Linked DNA regions of Homo sapiens: region 1 is linked to region 2. The links are chromatin loops, found by intact Hi-C in ENCODE. Cell type or tissue: PC-3. All regions are shown on one strand. Links, peaks and the distances in the headings refer to the core of each region. The heading gives the core; the rest is flanking DNA. Region 1 overlaps PEX7 (peroxisomal biogenesis factor 7). Region 2 overlaps IL20RA (interleukin 20 receptor subunit alpha).

Region 1 (8,976 bases), core at 517-8,516, 170 kb before region 2:
CATCACACTGGAAATGTGTGGAGGCAGTGGAGTCTGAGCTGATGATGAGTATTTACTTAGTAGTTCTCTGTACCTACCTAGCAGTGATTCAGGTTGTAAAGAAAAATTTAATTGGTTAAATTATTTTAACCAATGTTTGAGTGCCTATTTTACTGTGATGAACATAGATGTACAAGATGTTTTGCTCATTAGGAGTCTCCAAAATCTAGCAGGTATGTGAGTTATGTAACATTCTTTTTAGTAAATAAAATATGGTAAATGCTGAGTTAGAAGTAGGTGTGAGCTGCTGTTGAAGGCAGCATATGACTCATTGAAGGACTTATCAGGGGAGGCTTATTTCGTAAGGGATGTAATGGGGCACGTCTTGATGGATAAATGGAAATTCACAAGTGGAGAGGGGCTTTAAGATCTGTGTATAGGTAATTCATGAAAACACAGTGGAATCAATCTAGGCCCAAATGTAGCTCCAGTAAAGGGTGAAACCAGCAGGGGTAGAGCTTTAGTTCCTTGATATCATGGCTTAAGGTAGCCAAGAAGTTCTGATTCAACAGTGCCCTCAAGTAGCATGCTGTACAGATAGCCTCACATTGCGATTAAAAGTGGACTCTGCAATTAGGCTGCCCACGTTCAGATTTCATATCTGCACCTTACTAGCTTTGGGACTCTGGACAAGTTACTTAACCTCTCTGGGCCTTGATATAGTATCTACTTCATATAAATGAAGATTAAATGAAATAAAATACATAAAGTGCTTATGAACAGGATCTGACACTCAGAGTGTTCAATAAAGGTTTGCTATTTTTATTTTTGACTGTTTACATCAGCCTAGAGCAGGGGTTGGCAAACTACGTCATGTGGACCAGGACCAAATCTGGCCTGCAGTTAGATTTACAAATAAAGTTTTTTTGGAATCAAGCCATGCGCATTCATTCGGTATTGACTATGGCTGCTTGGTGTGTGCTATAAGAGCTGGGTTTAGTAGTTGTGACAGTGACCAAATAGCCTGTAAAATCTAAAGTATTTACCATATGGCCCTTTATAGAAGAAATGTACCTTTTTTGAAGAAACTTACCATTTACTATATGGTCCTTTGTAGGCGAAATTTAGAGGATAAAATCAAACTCTTTAGCTCTCAAGATCTTCAGTGATTGCTTCCAAACCAGCCTTTTTTCTATCCATAACTAACAGATGGCCACAGCAGCTCTTTGGTTTTCACTGGCCCTTCTATTCCTTTTATAGCTGCTGTCTGTTGCTGGATTGTGCTTCCTTTAGTGTTCCAACTACTCTTCTGTCTTTTGCGTGAATATGGGCAGAGGCAGGGCCAGGACTAGGGTAGAATGTGTGAGGCACTCACTCTAGGTACACAATTTAAGGGGGCCCCAAAAAACTTGATAATCAAGATAATTTGTTAATGTTTTTAAAAATAAAAATTAATGCAAAAAACCCATTATGAACAAAATATCGATATTTTACTTTTTTTGAAGCTTAATATTAATTTTATTAAACTTTTTTCCAGGTTTATTATGATTGGCAAATAAAAATTTGTAGGCTGGGCACGGTGGCTCATGCCTGTAAACCTAGCACTTTGGGAGGCTGAGGCGGTAGGACTGCTTGAGCCTAGGAGTTTGAGACCAGCCTGGGGAACATGGTGAGACACTGTCTCTACAGAAAATAAGAAAAAAATTAGCTGGGTGTGGTGGCACGCAAGCGTGACTCCAGCTACTTAGGAGGCTGAGGTGTGGGAGGACCGCTTGAGCCCAGGAGGTCATCGCTGCAGTGAGCTGAGATTGTGCCCACTGCACTCCAGCCTGGGCGACTGCGCAAGACCCTGTTTTGGAAAAAAAAAAAGAAAAATCTAAGTTGTACAGCTTAGGGTTTTGATCTAAATATATCTTGAGTAATGATTCCTACAGTCAAGCTAATTAACATATCCATCACTTGAATGGTTACCATTTTCTTGTGTGTGAGATAAGAACATTTCAGATCTACTCTCAGCAAATTTCAAGTATTCAGTAATACATTATTATTTATAATAGTTACCATGGTGTACATTGAATCTCTAGAAATTATTCATCTTATAACTAAAAGTTTGTATCCTTTGACCAACATATCCCCATTTCCCCCACCCCCAGCCCCTGGCAAACACTACTCTACTGTATGTTTCTCTAAGTTTGACTTTTTTAGATTCCACCTATAAGTGACGGGATCAGTATTACTGATGTTTTTTTTCCTCAGCCTCCAACATGGCTCAATATAGTACTGGGCAGCAGAGAGAAAGTAACCCACATGTAAGCGGCTTAAGCCCAGATACTCATACTTCCTACGTATATGTGGGAGAGAGTAGTAAGATTCAAAGTAACCTGCTGGCTGATCACCAATGTGATATACCAATGGCATATACTCAGGTCCTTGTCAGGACTAATTTCATAAAGTATAATTATGCACATATTTTGTTGAACTTAGTTTACAGCAGTGATCTGTGTATAATCTGTTGTATAAAATGAAAGAATGAAAACATTTCCAAAAGTTTTCAAGTAGTTCATTTGAAATGGTTCACTGAGAGCAGTGAAGCATATACTTTAGAATAGCAGCATTGGATAACTAAAACTGTTTACCAAGAGATCTGGAAGGATCACCTGGTTCCTGCAAGCTTTTTCTAAGAAAGGCCAGATAGGGATATTAATTGAATTTTAATGCTTTCCAATAAACATTGACCCAGCAAGCTTTTTTAGATGACTAACTTTCTAATCTGCTTTGACATTTCTTCGTGGGGCTGCAAACAGTGATTTGTTGGTAGGTTTTAAAATATGTATAATTTGTTTTAGTGAAGAAGGTTTGGAAGTATACTGTAGAATTCTGTGAAAGCAGAATGGAGTCTTATCTGTAAGGAATAAGTCTGGAGGAATGGACAAGATCAACTTTTCATTTCTCAGACACCTTGTTGAGATGGATAGGAATTATTTGATGTTTTGACATAGTAAATTAGTTGTTCTGCCTCTCATTGTTATGTAACAAGAGATAAAATGCAATGTTGAACTTGATGGTCTTTTGCTTTCTAAACACTTTTCAATGTTTTTAGGTGTATAGTGTTGATTGGAGCCAAACCAGAGGTGAACAGCTTGTGGTGTCTGGCTCATGGGATCAAACTGTCAAATTGGTATGTTAGCATTATTGTATTCAAAAACGAATATTCCCTTCTCTAGAGCTTCCACTAAATTTTCTTCTCTTTTTCCAACATACTTCTGTAGCTCTATGATTCGACAGCTGAGCTTTCTTTTAAAAAAAAAATTAAAACACTTATTAGAACTTAAAATTTTCTAATCTTTTGGCTGTGAACTAATAGTTAGCTCAGCATTAGTTTGGCCCTTAAATACAGTCTTGCTTTATATCAAAACAGATCTTTAAAAATCCTTGAGATCTGTATATATATTGTATGCATATATATAAATGTATATAGTTTATTGGTGTATGTAGTATATGTAAAAGCATAAATTTGAATTTATCCCTCAAGTAATTGATCTATTCATTTATTTGTAGTGGGATCCAACTGTTGGAAAGTCTCTGTGCACCTTTAGAGGCCATGAAAGTATTATTTATAGCACAATCTGGTCTCCCCACATCCCTGGTTGTTTTGCTTCAGCCTCAGGTAAATTATTCTGTATTTACCAAAAGCCTTACTTGTAGTGAATGGTGGCCTTGTTTTTACCATTAGGTGGCGCTGTGTACCTTAGCTTCAGAGAGAAAACAGGAGAATATTACTATTCTTTTGTGTTCTTAAGACTTTACTTCTTTTTTTATTTTTATTTTTTTATTTTTATTATTATACTTTAAGTTCTAGGGTACATGTGCACAACGTGCGGGTTTGTTACATGTGTGTGCATGTGTGCCATGTTGGTGTGCTGCACCCATTAACTCATCATTTACATTGGATATATCTCCTAATGCTATCTCTCCCCCCTTCCCCCACCCCATGACAGGCCCCGGTGTGTGATGTTCCCCATCCTGTGTCCAAGTGTTCTCATTGTTCACTTCCCACCTATGAGTGAGAACATGCGGTGTTTGGTTTTCTGTCCTTGGAATAGTTTGCTCAGAATGATGGTTTCCAGCTTTGTCCATGTCCCTACAAAGGACATGAACTCATCCTTTTTTATGGCTGCATAGTATTCCATGGTGTATATGTGCCACATTTTCTTGATCCAGTCTATCATTGTTGGACATTTGGGTTGGTTCCAAGTCTTTGTTATTGTGCATAGCGCCGCAGTAAACATACATATGCATGTCTTTATAGCAGCATGATTTATAATCTTTGGGTATATATCCAGTAAATGGAATGGCTGGGTCAAATGGTATTTCTAGTTCTAGATCCTTGAGGAATCGCCACACTGTCTTCCACAATGGTTGAACTAGTTTACAGTCCCACCAACAGTATAAAAGTGTTCCTATTTCTCCACATCCTCTCCAGCACCTGTTGTTTCCTGACTTTTTGATGATCGCCATTCTAACTGGCGTGAGATGGTATCTCATTGTGGTTTTGATTTGCATTTCTCTGAAGGCCAGTGATGATGAGCATTTTTTCATGTGTCTGTTGGCTGCATAAATGTCTTCTTTTGAGAAGTGTCTGTTCATATCCTTTGCCCACTTTTTGATGGGGTTGTTTGATTTTTTCTTGTAAATTTGTTTTTAAGTTTTTTGTAGATTCTGGATATTAGCCTTTTGTCAGATGAGTAGATTGCAGAAATTTTCTCCCATTTCGTAGGTTGCCTGTTCACTCTGATGGTAGTTTCTTTTGCTGTGCAGAAGCTCTTTAGTTTAATTAGATCCCATTTGTCAATTTTGGCTTTTGTTGCCATTGCTTTTGGTGTTTTAGACATGAAATCCTTGCCCATGCCTATGTCCTGAATGGTATTGCCTAGGTTTTCTTCTAGGGTTTTTATGGTTTTAGGTCTAACATGTAAGTCTTTAATCCATCTTGAATTAATTTTTGTATAAGGTGTAAGGAAGGGATCCAGTTTCAGCTTTCTACATATGGCTAGCCAGTTTTCCCAGCACCATTTATTAAATAGGGAATCCTTTCCCCATTGCTTGTTTTTCTCAGGTTTGTCAAAGATCAGATAGTTGTAGATATGCGGCATTATTTCTGAGGGCTCTGTTCTGTTCCATTGGTCTAGATCTCTGTTTTGGTACCAGTACCATGCTGTTTTGATTACTGTAGCCTTGTAGTATAGTTTGAAGTCAGGTAGCTTGATGCCTCCAGCTTTGTTCTTTTGGCCTAGGATTGTCTTGGCAATGTGGGCTCTTTTTTGGTTCCATAGGAACTTTAAAATAGTTTTTTCCAATTCTGTGAAGAAAGTCATTGGCAGCTTGATGGGGATGGCATTGAATCTATAAATTACCTTGGGCAGTATGGCCATTTTCACGATATTGATTCTTCCTATCAATAAGCATAGAATGTTTTTCCATTTGTTTGTGTCCTCTTTTATTTCGTTGAGGAGTGGTTTGTAGTTCTCCTTGAAGAGGTCCTTCACATCCCTTGTAAGTTGGATTCCTAGGTATTTTATTCCCTTTGTAGCAATTGTGAATGGGAGTTCACTCATGATTTGGCTCTCTTTTTGTCTGTTATTGGTGTATAGGAATGCTTGTGATTCTTGCACATTGATTTTGTATCCTGAGACTTTGCTGAAGCTGCTTATCAGCTTGAGATTTTGGGCTGAGACGGTGGGGTTTTCTAAATACACAATCATGTCATCTGCAAACAGGGACAATTTGACTTCCTCTTTTCCTAATTGAATACCCTTTATTTCTTTCTCCTGCCTAATTGCCCTGGCCAGAACTTCCAACACTATGTTGAATAGGAGTGGTGAGAGAGGGCATCCCTATCTTGTGCCAGTTTTCAAAGGGAATGCTTCCAGTTTTTACCCATTCAGTAAATATTATCATATTGGCTGTGGGTTTGTCATAAATAGCTCTTATTATTTTGAGATACATCCCATCAATACCTAGTTTATTGAGAGTTTTTAGCACGAAGGGCTGTTCAATTTGGTCAAAGGCCTTTTCTGCATCTGTTGAGATAATCATGTGGTTTTTGTCTTTGGTTCTGTTTATATGATGGATTACATTTATTGATTTGTGTATGTTGAACCAGCCTTGCATCCCAGGGATGAAGCCAACTTGATCTTGGTGGATAAGCTTTTTGATGTGCTGCTAGATTCAGTTTGCCAGTATTTTACTGAGGATTTTTGCATTGATGTTCATCAGGGATATTGGTCTAAAATTCTCTTTTTTTTGTTGTGTCTCTACCAGGCTTTGGTATCAGTATGCTGCTGGCCTCATAAAATGAGTTAAGGAGGATTCCGTCTTGTTCTATTGATTGGAATAGTTTCAGAAGGAATGGTACCAGCTCCTCTTTATACCTCTGGTAGAATTCGGCTGTGAATCTGTCTGGTTCTGGAGTTTTCTTGGTTGGTAGGCTATTAATTATTGCCTCAATTTCAGAGCCTGTTATTGGTGTATTCAGGGGTTCAGCTTCTTCCTGGTTTAGTCTTGGGAGGGTGTATGTGTCAAGGAATTTATCCATTTCTTCTAGATTTTCTAGTTTATTTGCATAGAGGTGTTTATAGTATTCTCTGATGGTAGTTTTTATTTCTGTGGGATTGGTGGTGATATCCCCTTTATCATTTTTTATAGTGTCTATTTGATTCTTCTCCCTTTTCTTCTTTATTAGTCTTGCTAGTGGTCTATCAATTTTGTTGATCTTTTCAAAAAACCAGCTCCTGGATTCATTGATTTTTTTGAAGGGTTTTTTGTGTCTCTATCTCCTTCAGTTCTGCTCTGATCTCAGTTATTTGTTGCCTTCTGCTAGCTTTTGAATGTGTTTGCTCTTGCTTCTCTAGTTCTTTTAATTGTGATGTTAGGGTGTCAATTTTAGATCTTTCCTTCTTTCTCTTGTGGGCATTTAGTGCTATGAATTTCCCTCTACACACTGCTTTAAATGTGTCCCAGAGATTCTGGTATGTTGTGTCTTTGTTCTCATTGGTTTCAAAGAACATCTTTATTTCTGCCTTCATTTCGTTATGTATCCAGTAGTCATTCAGGAGCGGGTTGTTCAGTGTCCATGTAGTTCTGTGGTTTTGAGTGAGTTTCTTAATCCTGAGTTCTAGTTTGATTGCACTGTGGTCCGGGAGAAAGTTTGTTATAATTTCTGTTCGTTTACATTTGCTGAGGAGTGCTTTGCTTCCAAGTATGTGGTCAGTTTTGGAATAAGTGTGATGTGGTGCTGAGAAGAATGTATATTCAGTTGATCTGGGGTGGAGAGTTCTGTAGATGTCTGTTAGGTCTGCTTGGTGCAGAGCTGAGTTTAATTCCTGGATATCCTTGTTAACTTTCTGTCTCGTTGATCTGTCTAATGTTGACAGTGGGGTGTTAAAGTCTCCCATTATTATTGTGTGGGAGTCTAAGTCTCTTTGTAGGTCTCTAAGGACTTGCTTTATGAATCTGGGTGCTCCTGTATTGGGTGCATATATATTTAGGATAGTTAGCTCTTCTTGTTGCATTGATCCCTTTACCATTATGTAATGGCCTTCTTTGTCTCTTCTGATCTTTGTTGTAAAAAAAAAGTCTGTTTTATCAGAGACTAGGATTGCAACCTCTGCTTTTTTTTTTGTTTTCCATTTGCTTGGTAGATCTTCCTTCATCCCTTTATTTTGAGCCTTTATGTGTCTCTGCACGTGAGATGGGTCTCCTGAATACAGCCCACTGATGGGTCTTGACTCTTTATCCAATTTGCCAGTCTGTGTCTTTTAATTGGAGCATTTAGCCCATTTACATTTAAGGTTAATATTGTTATGTGTGAATTTGATCCTGTCATTATGATGTTAGCTGGTTATTTTGCTCGTTAGTTGATGCAGTTTCTTCCTAGCCTCGATGGGCTTTACAATTTGGCATGTTTTTGCAGTGGCTGGTACCGATTATTCCTTTCCATGTTTAGGACTTTACTTCATCAACCTCTTGACAAGAGTTAGCTGTGGTTCAGATTACTTTTCAATGATTCCAACTCCTAAAGAATAATTCCTAGATTTCTGGCAAGGACAAATTCATGGATGGTAATGTTATAACTGAGATATGATACATGTTTGAAAGAGAAGGTCTTGAGTTTTGTTTTACAACACTGTTTCAGAACCTGTGAGACACGCATCTGCTTGTCAATGAGCAGGTTGAGCTTGGAGCTGAGAACTCTGGCCTCATGAATAAAAATTGTATCATTGGCTTAGAATTGGTAACTAAAGCCATTGCAGTAAATCAGAGCACCTAGGAAAGACTAAGTCAAAGAAACCTTGGAATAGAGCACAAGTTGGCAAACTACTGCCCTCAGATCAAAACTGATGGTTTTTTTTTTTTTTTTTTTTTGCATTGTCTAAAGATATTTATTTCTGCTGTCTTTTTTTTTTATTTTTTTTTTATTTTTAATTTTTTTTTTTTTTATTATACTCTAAGTTTTAGGGTACATGTGCACATTGTGCAGGTTAGTTACATATGTATACATGTGCCATGCTGGTGCGCTGCACCCACTAACGTGTCATCTAGCATTAGGTATATCTCCCAATGCTATCCCTCCCCCCTCCCCCGACCCCACCACAGTCCCCAGAGTGTGATATTCCCCTTCCTGTGTCCATGTGATCTCATTGTTCAATTCCCACCTATGAGTGAGAATATGCGGTGTTTGGTTTTTTGTTCTTGCGATAGTTTACTGAGAATGATGGTTTCCAATTTCATCCATGTCCCTACAAAGGACATGAACTCATCATTTTTTATGGCTGCATAGTATTCCATGGTGTATATGTGCCACATTTTCTTAATCCAGTCTATCATTGTTGGACATTTGGGTTGGTTCCAAGTCTTTGCTATTGTTAATAGTGCCGCAATAAACATACGTGTGCATGTGTCTTTATAGCAGCATGATTTATAGTCCTTTGGGTATAT
Region 2 (8,000 bases), core at 1-8,000:
ATACAAGAAGAAGCATAGTGGATAATCAGGACAATGTTTAATCAATCTTGTGGAGACATTAATAGTCCATAAACCCACATTAAATAAAGTCATTTTGTTCCTCAAATTACATAGCTTCCACAAAGTAGTAAGACAAAGTCAAAATTTGATATCATTGTCATCTAGTATCAATTTTGGATCTGGGAGAGATCTTAGAGACCACTTGGTTAAACCTTTCACTCTAAAGATGAGACTCAGGCTGGGTGCGGTGGCTTATGCCTGTAACCCTAACACTTTGAGAAGCTGAGGTGGGAAGATAGCATGAGCCCAGGAGTTTGAGACCAGCCTGGCAACATAATGAGGCCCTGTCTCTACAGTCAATCAATCAATCAGTCAATCAAGGTGAGACTCAGAGCCAGCAAGGTTAAGGACTTTGTCCTGCTCACTCAACCCACTGGTCCAGAATACAGCCAAGCAGAGTACCTTCCTCTGGGCAAGGCTGTCTGTGAGGCTGAGACTGTTAAACCTGATATGAATACATGTTTAACTGACCATTGCAATAATGGCATTACTTACTTTCTAAAAAAGGATAGAACCGTCCACTTTCAGCCCATTTGGAACACTTTGTTCCCCAAATGGCCTTAACTTTGGCATAATACTGGTGTTCGTAGTCAGAAGTTTCAGCAGAAAGATCACAGTAGGTTCTATTGATATTTCTGCATTCTGATTTATTCAGCCATTTCTTTTGCCCATATCTGCTAAGAAAGAAGCTGAATTAATAATGAGGTGCCCTCTATACTTTACAATAAAAAAACTCAGTCATTTTATAAAACTGAATGGAACTGACGACCTTCTCTTCAGAAAAACAAAAGTGCCTGTCATTGAGATAAAAAAGAATCCACTTTTGCGGTGGGCAATTTTTTTCATCAGCTGTCAGGAACATGAGTCAGAGTTTCTGTAATCACCTTTCTTTCTGTGAATTATAATGTGGACAGTATATTTTGGAAGCATATATTTTACTGTTATTCTTTGGCTACAGTGAAATTTTTACATATTGTGTGATCAATTCTTCTAGTAATTATCTGTGTAGGTTTTTAGTCTACTATGTACACGAGGTCAGTTTGACGGATTGTTTGAAGAACAGTTTGTCATTTTTTTCTTGGAAGAAAAATTACTTTGACGTTCTCATAGCATATAAAAATCTAAGTATCAATGATTCTAGGGAAAATACACGAGGCTGGAGTGCATACAGAAATCTGCATTTTTGATAATTATAGTGATGATGATAATATTGACTAGATTGGTCATACTGATTTTCCTTTTCTTTATTAAAAACACAACCCCCATAGCAAATAGGGAGGTGGCAATATTTTCAGCCCTTTTCAGGTGGGAGAGACTGAAGTGTAGAGTTCAGGTAACATGTGATAAGCCAGTGAAAGGGACAGGGGAGGCAGTTTGGGAAAGGTGATGGGTTACAAGTGGCAGCCTAGGGAACAGCTGAGAGGACACTACAGTGGTCCAGGGGAAGATGTAGGTCGCTTGGACAAGGACAGGGGCAGTAGGATAAATAAGGACAGGACAAAAGCAAGAAATATTAGGAGATAGGACTTGGTGATAGAAAACATGTAACAGATTAGGGAAATGAAGGTGTTAAGGATGCTGTCTCTTTCTGTCTGGGGCAGATGGGTGGAATGGTGGTGATATTTACTACGAAAAAGAGCACTGAGACAGAACAGATTTGGGAAATGGATGGGGAGGCAGAGCAGGAGGGGAAGATAAGATGTTCACTTTTGATGCCTTGAGCCTGAGTATGTTAGAGATATCCCACTGCAGATGCCCAGTGGGCAATGGGTCTCAGGAGAGACATGTGTGTGGGAGGTAGGGATTTTGGAGTCAATGTCATCAAACTGCTCATTGATGGCACAAGCATGAATGAATGATCCATGGAAACAAAATAAAGTCTAGGATAAAATTTCAGGAGCGTCAAGATTTAAAGGTTGGATAGAAAGAAGACCTGGAAATAGCAACTAAAGAGGGATGAGAAAAAAATATCATAAAGGTCAAGGGAAGAGTGTGTCTTGAGAAAGAGGATATGTCCATGTATTGCCAAAGCTTAAGGATATTTTCTCTTTTCAGAATATGGCAACAGATTTCTGAAAGTAAATGTTTCCCATTTCCTAAGTACCATACCTACCAAAAGACATCAGAAATATAGTCAGATCTTACTGATCAACTTCTCCATCCAAGTGATCACTGTTACTTAAGGGCTTTCAATTTTTTTTTTTGACCATGATCCACAGGGAAAAGAAAAATACATTTTATATTGTGATTCAGCTCACAAAATATAAAACTATCTAACATATTAAAACAAAAATTGTACAAGAAAATATTTAAACTTTACCACATGCCTTGCATTCAGTTATTTTTCATTCCAGTCCATTCCACACCATTCCATTCCTTTCCATTAAAAATAATATCCCTCAACATTCATTTCATGAGTCATCAAAGAGTCCTGAATTGTGGCTTGAAGACTATTGCCATTGCCTATGTGGCCCCTCCCTCCTCAAACTTCCTCACTCTGCCAAAGGCAAGGCAGCTTCCCATGACAGATGCTGATGCAGGAGAAAAGGCTCTTTACAAGATTTTCAACAAAATAAATGAATGATGACCAGAATCACTCAGCAAATATTCCAGTAATGACACTCACGCATGGCAAACAGCCATATGGGGCCCTCAGTGGTCTCTGATTTACAAGCTTTATCTCACTAATTATCATAACAACCCTAGGGGGTAGGTACTCTTATTTTCATCCCATTTTACAGATGAGACAGCTGAGGCTCAGGGAGATTAAGGGATCCACTCAAATTCACATGACTAGTAAACAGCATTCCTGGGATTTGAACCACTCTTCCCTGACGCCAAAACTTCTGTTTTTAGTGCTACATTCTATTTTTTTGCATTAATTGTTTTGGTGGATAGAATTTAAACTTTTGGAAAATTTTCACCTTGGAAACAAACTTCACTCAAAAGTATAAAAGTATAATCTGTAACCTTCCCAGCTAGGTTCATAGCCTGGCTATGAACTGGGGACTGTCTGACTCCAGAGCTGAGCTTGGAGCCCTCTGGCAGTGAAATACATTGTCTTATATTCCTGTCCCTCTTTCACATGCACAGGCATGTAAGAACTCCAACATCGCAAGCTTCTTTTTAAAAACATATTTTTAAAAGTTGCACAATCTGAGTGATCTGCTCACACGAAGCAGTGATGACTCTTGTCTATTTTTTAAAAATCCCTTTCTGGATCACATAAAACATAAAGGACAGAGCAAGCTCTTTGCTCCACCTAATGGATAAGGAGGCAAGGACATGCTCACGAGCCTTTTCTCTGCAAAGTGATTTCTTTCCTCTAACACTGGCTCCTGAGAAACTCCTTGGAAATGAGAATGAGGTTCTAGATAAATGAGGTCACTGTGAGTCGCTGCTGAAGTCTTTCACTGGTTTTAGTTATCTGAATTTTTTTTTCAAAGACAAAACTGACTTTATTCTTTTTTGAAAATATGGTAAATTTTTTTAATTCAAACAATCAAACAATTCAGAAAGTATAATCAAAAGAGAAACAAATCATCCTAAAACCCATTACCCTGGAACATTTGGTGTGTATGATTCTGGATATCTCATTGTGCTTCTGTATAAACAGAAGGACGATATGATAGCAGAATAGATGGACAAAAATTAGATTATACCATACATATGGTTTTAATAAAAGTAGTCAATTCAATGTGCCTTGAACTTTGATAGAAAAAAGAAATTGAAGTGAGATTAAAGAAACTACAGAAGTGCAAATGTTTGTCACCACAAGACATATTTGTTCCTAAAAGAGCTTTTAAATTAAGAAAATGGTTTGTGAAAAATATTGAGAGGTTAATTATTAAAATAATAAAATATTGTCATTTTAGATGACATTTAATGGCTTCTGGCTATGAAAATCAGTACACTTATAGTTCCCCCCCCCTTTTCCACCTTATATTATTGTTTAAATTCAAATTATTTCTAAGAAACTTCTATAATTACATTTCCATCACTATTTAGTCTTAGTTCTACACTGAGATGAATTCCATGCATGCTACCAGTCTTTTGGTCATCACTAAGTTCTTCTTTTGGGTTTGTCTTTATCTCTCTGTTAGCTGGAGGTCGTCTTTAGTTAGTGCTCCACCTCATCCTCCAGGAAGATCTCAGAAAAGTGATCTCCTGAGTTCCCACCTGCTTCCAAACACCAGTCTACTGAACTTCGTAAGAGTCTTAGGTTATACTTGTCTTTTCCTCACAAGATATATTCTGTTGAGTGTTGCCAGATTGAAATTCTCCCTTTCTCTCAACTTGAGTTCTGCTTTTGCTAAAATGGCCATGAATCATTTAATTATCTTAAAGTCCAATAACTTCACCAGGATATGTCTTGCTATTGTTTTTACCAATTTTTTTCTAGACACACCACACATTTATGATACACAGTTCCAAACAGTTTTTATTACCTGTTCAACCATTACTATCACTTAGCTCTAACAGGTTTTTCATCTTGATACAGTATTTTTATATTCCAGCATTTTCCTAAGCTCTGCACACTTCCTTAAAAAAAAGCATGTTCTCCCTGTTGTCTTAGAAACTCTTCTTTCACTGTTTTCTCTTCTTTGAGTTTTACCTTTACAGATCCTGTTGTTTATGCACTCTAACAAAATTATGGACTGTTATTTATTTTAATTCTTCCTTACTTCCATAGCAAAGCTTTCTGGAAACTTGTATTCTGTTTTCTTCTTTCCCCCTTCCAGTAATTATGAATAGGCGCTATGCTAGTTCCCTTGGGACTATTACTTTTTGAGTGGGGCCAGCTGTTTGTTGAACAGGCAAATGGATATAAGAATAGGGCTCAGATAATGAGCTTTTGCTCTCCATAATTTTTGTTTGTTTGTTTGTTTGTTTGTTTGTGAAAAGACTTGGCTTTATTGTCCAGACTGGAGAGCAGTGGCATGATCTCAGCTCACTGGAACCTCCACCTTCCAGCTCAAGCCATCCTCCCACCTCAGCATCCCAAGTAGATGGGACTACAGGCATGCACTATCATGACCGGCTAATTTTTGTATTTTTTGTAGAGACAGGGTTTTGTCATGTTGCACAGGTTGGTTTTGAACTTGTGAGCTCATGCGATCCAGAAGTCTTGGCCTCCTAAAGTGCTGAGATTACAGGTGAGAGCCACCGTGTCCGGCCAATGCTCTCCATAATTTTAAACTTCTGTTTCCATCAAACACCCTCTCACCAAATCCATTATTCCCTTTGCTCCCTGTGAAGCCTGTCTGCCCTCAGGTTTTGGGCTGCAGGAGGCTGATGTCGTAGCCTTCCTGGGCTGCCTCCCAGCCAGTGCCACCTCCCTTTCCTCCTGACCCCGGCTCATTCCCAGCTTCTCCCTGGGCTGTGACAGGGCCTCCACAATGGACATGTCCTGTGTGCCTGATTTCTATTTCAGTTTCACCACCTCTGATATTCTGTGGCACCCAGCTGGGGCTCCATGGGGACATTTCCTTAATTTCTGGTGGTGGCAATCCTTAGATTTCCATGCTCTCAGATTGTTAGGTGGGCCTCTTTGCACTGTGATACTTATTTTGTGAAATCATTTCCTGTGGTTGGAGCTGGGAAGGTGTAGGTAGGTTTGCCTTCAGTTTCTGCAGCTGTTTTTCTTCAGATTCCACAAGATTTGGCTTGGATGGTTCCTAGTTTGTGGTCAGGGTTGTGGCCATTTCCTTTGTTTCTCTGAAGATGGACACTGACTATCTGTCTTGCATTCTTTCCTGCTTGCAATGAGTTTTGAGGGCCAGATGAAATGTCTATTCACTGCTATCTTTAAGTGCAACAGCTGATCACACCAAATGTGCACGCGGTTTCAAGGAGTCTAAGGATGCCTATAATTCCAAACAGCTTAGAAATTTCAAGATGATGGATTGCCTTGTTTGCTCAGCCACCTAATAATGTTTTATTATTAGAAACTTCTTTTCTCTGTCTAAATAACCTTGCCTTGCCTGAGCCCCCCAATGCCTCTGTCTCCATGAAGAAACTGTTTTCTAATTTAATCTTACAAAACATCCAGAAAACTTAACCTGAAATATCTAAAACTTTTCTCTTTTTCAAACACATTTAATACCACGGAGAGTTTATCTTTACACAATTCACAAGAGTCTGAGTCTTGTGTTTGTAAGCTAGCCAAAAGGAAAAGAAGAAACTTACATGAAATACTGCACAGTGTAAGTAACTTTAACTCCTTGAAGACCCTCTGGTGGAGTCCATTGTAGGACATTCTTCATGTTGATGGATAAGAAGGTGATGTTTGCAGGTTTAGGCAAACCACCAGAGACACAGGGAACTGAAAAAGGAGCAGAAAGGAATTGAGGTCTTAGTAGCAGAAAAGGAAAACATGATTCCTGTAGCAGCTAGTCTCCAGAGATGGCCCCCAATACGGCCTTCCAGTATGCATGCCCTATGTAACATCTCTGAAATGGAAAAGAGAATGTGGCAGAGGTGGCTCTGGGACTAAGCCAGGACTTTTGCTTTTCAAAAAAATTCCCGAGTTGCTATGTAAAATAACAGCTAACTTGCTGGAGAGACCATGTTGAGAGATTGCACGAAGAGAGGCTCAGTTGTCCTGGTGTCCCAGCTGAGCCCAGCCTTCCAATTAAGGGGCCACAATGAAGTTACTGTGGCCATTCTAGCCCCTTCTGTCACAGGCTGAAGCTGCATGAGAGACCTCGTGTGAGATCAGCAGAAGAATCATCTGGCAGAGCCCCAGTTAATCCCCAGAAATTTAAGAAATAATAAAATGATTGTTTTAAACCACTAAGTTTTGGGGGTAGTTTGTTATGCACAGCAGAGAACTAAAACAATCTCTTTATTAAATATAAAAACAAAATTTAGAGTAGGTGACCCCGAGAGGCCAGAGTTTCAAAGGTTAGAATTGGGACTGCCTTTACTAAAGAATATAGTAAAGCAATAATTAGAAAAGGAACCAATGAAATAAGACAATTTATTTAAATAAACACTGATATGTTCACATAGGTGCACTCTAAGAAAAACTGTATCCTAGAGGATTAATTTACAGAAATCCTTGTAGAGAAATGGTAAAGAATTGAGAAACTACTAAAAACTTGGAAAAGGAAAGGAGAGGCTACTTTCTTATAAAATAAAGCAAAGATAATCCTTGGATTAAAGTAAATGAAAAAATTCAGTGGTAATATGTAGGAATCAAAATATTAATTTAAAATATTGGAAAGATCACAAAGCACGGAGTGATAACCAATCAGGTTTTATGAACAACTTATCCTGTCACAAATATGCACATTCTAGTCAATCAATGAACTTGAAAAATATAAAATATTAATACTGCCAATCAAACTTAGGAAATAAAATTTAGTTCAGTCACTGATGGCAGGTCCAATCTTGGCTAAGGATCATAATTCTTGAGTAAAGTAGCTGGGACTAATGTCAGAGAAAGGAATTATGTGTGAGGTAATCCTTAGTTAAGATTAGTTCTATACAATGTATTGTTATTTTGCAAGCCAAGTGAAAAGAAAAATTATTTACTTTAGAATTAAACTTTGTAATATCACCCTGATTCTAAGCAAAATTAGCTCTTTAGTGTAAAGATGGCTGAGTGTAGGTATGCTTGTGTTATAATTGTCATGACTCCTACTTTTAACCTTGCTCATTTAAAAAATTTTGTTTTATTTTTTTAAAAAATGTTACAGAGAAGCACAATCAATTGACCACTGCCGTGTGCGTGTGTGTGTGTGTGTGTGTGTGTGTGTGTGTGTGTTAGGGGTAGGGGAATCTCAAAAGGACATAGCCTGCCCAACATCAGTCTTTGATTTCTTCTTGTAATTCTTTGGAACCATTGGGTAGCAAGTGGTGTTGGTATTTTCTGGAGATTACATAGAGTGAATATTTATCAATGATTTAATACTGCTTTGTGGTACTACTAGGTT

Evidence for each region. Peaks named below come from ENCODE experiments on the same cell type or tissue, not always from the same donor. Only the 100,000 strongest peaks of a DNase experiment are listed, where the experiment ranks them.
Region 1: it touches region 2 in a loop (10-fold over the local background); 28 of 110 quality-filtered maps call a loop at or near these places.

What each region holds. Positions count from the first base shown.
Region 1 is chr6:136,842,536-136,851,511 of GRCh38, forward strand. PEX7 (peroxisomal biogenesis factor 7) reads left to right here. Exons shown (of 10, transcript NM_000288.4): 4 at 3,080-3,157; 5 at 3,538-3,646. Among named protein-coding and RNA genes, the nearest start is that of PEX7, 24 kb to the left of the region's middle. In PC-3, for the core only: a CTCF peak has its summit at 3,694 (motif pointing right); no DNase peak of the experiment used is centred there.
Region 2 is chr6:137,010,719-137,018,718 of GRCh38, forward strand. It overlaps IL20RA (interleukin 20 receptor subunit alpha), which reads right to left. Exons shown (of 7, transcript NM_014432.4): 2 at 6,250-6,385; 3 at 556-734. Among named protein-coding and RNA genes, the nearest start is that of NHEG1, 21 kb to the left of the region's middle. RefSeq lists an enhancer at 6,262-6,431. In PC-3, for the core only: a CTCF peak has its summit at 3,327; DNase peaks (open chromatin) are centred at 2,563 and 3,313; H3K27ac peaks cover 1,449 bases.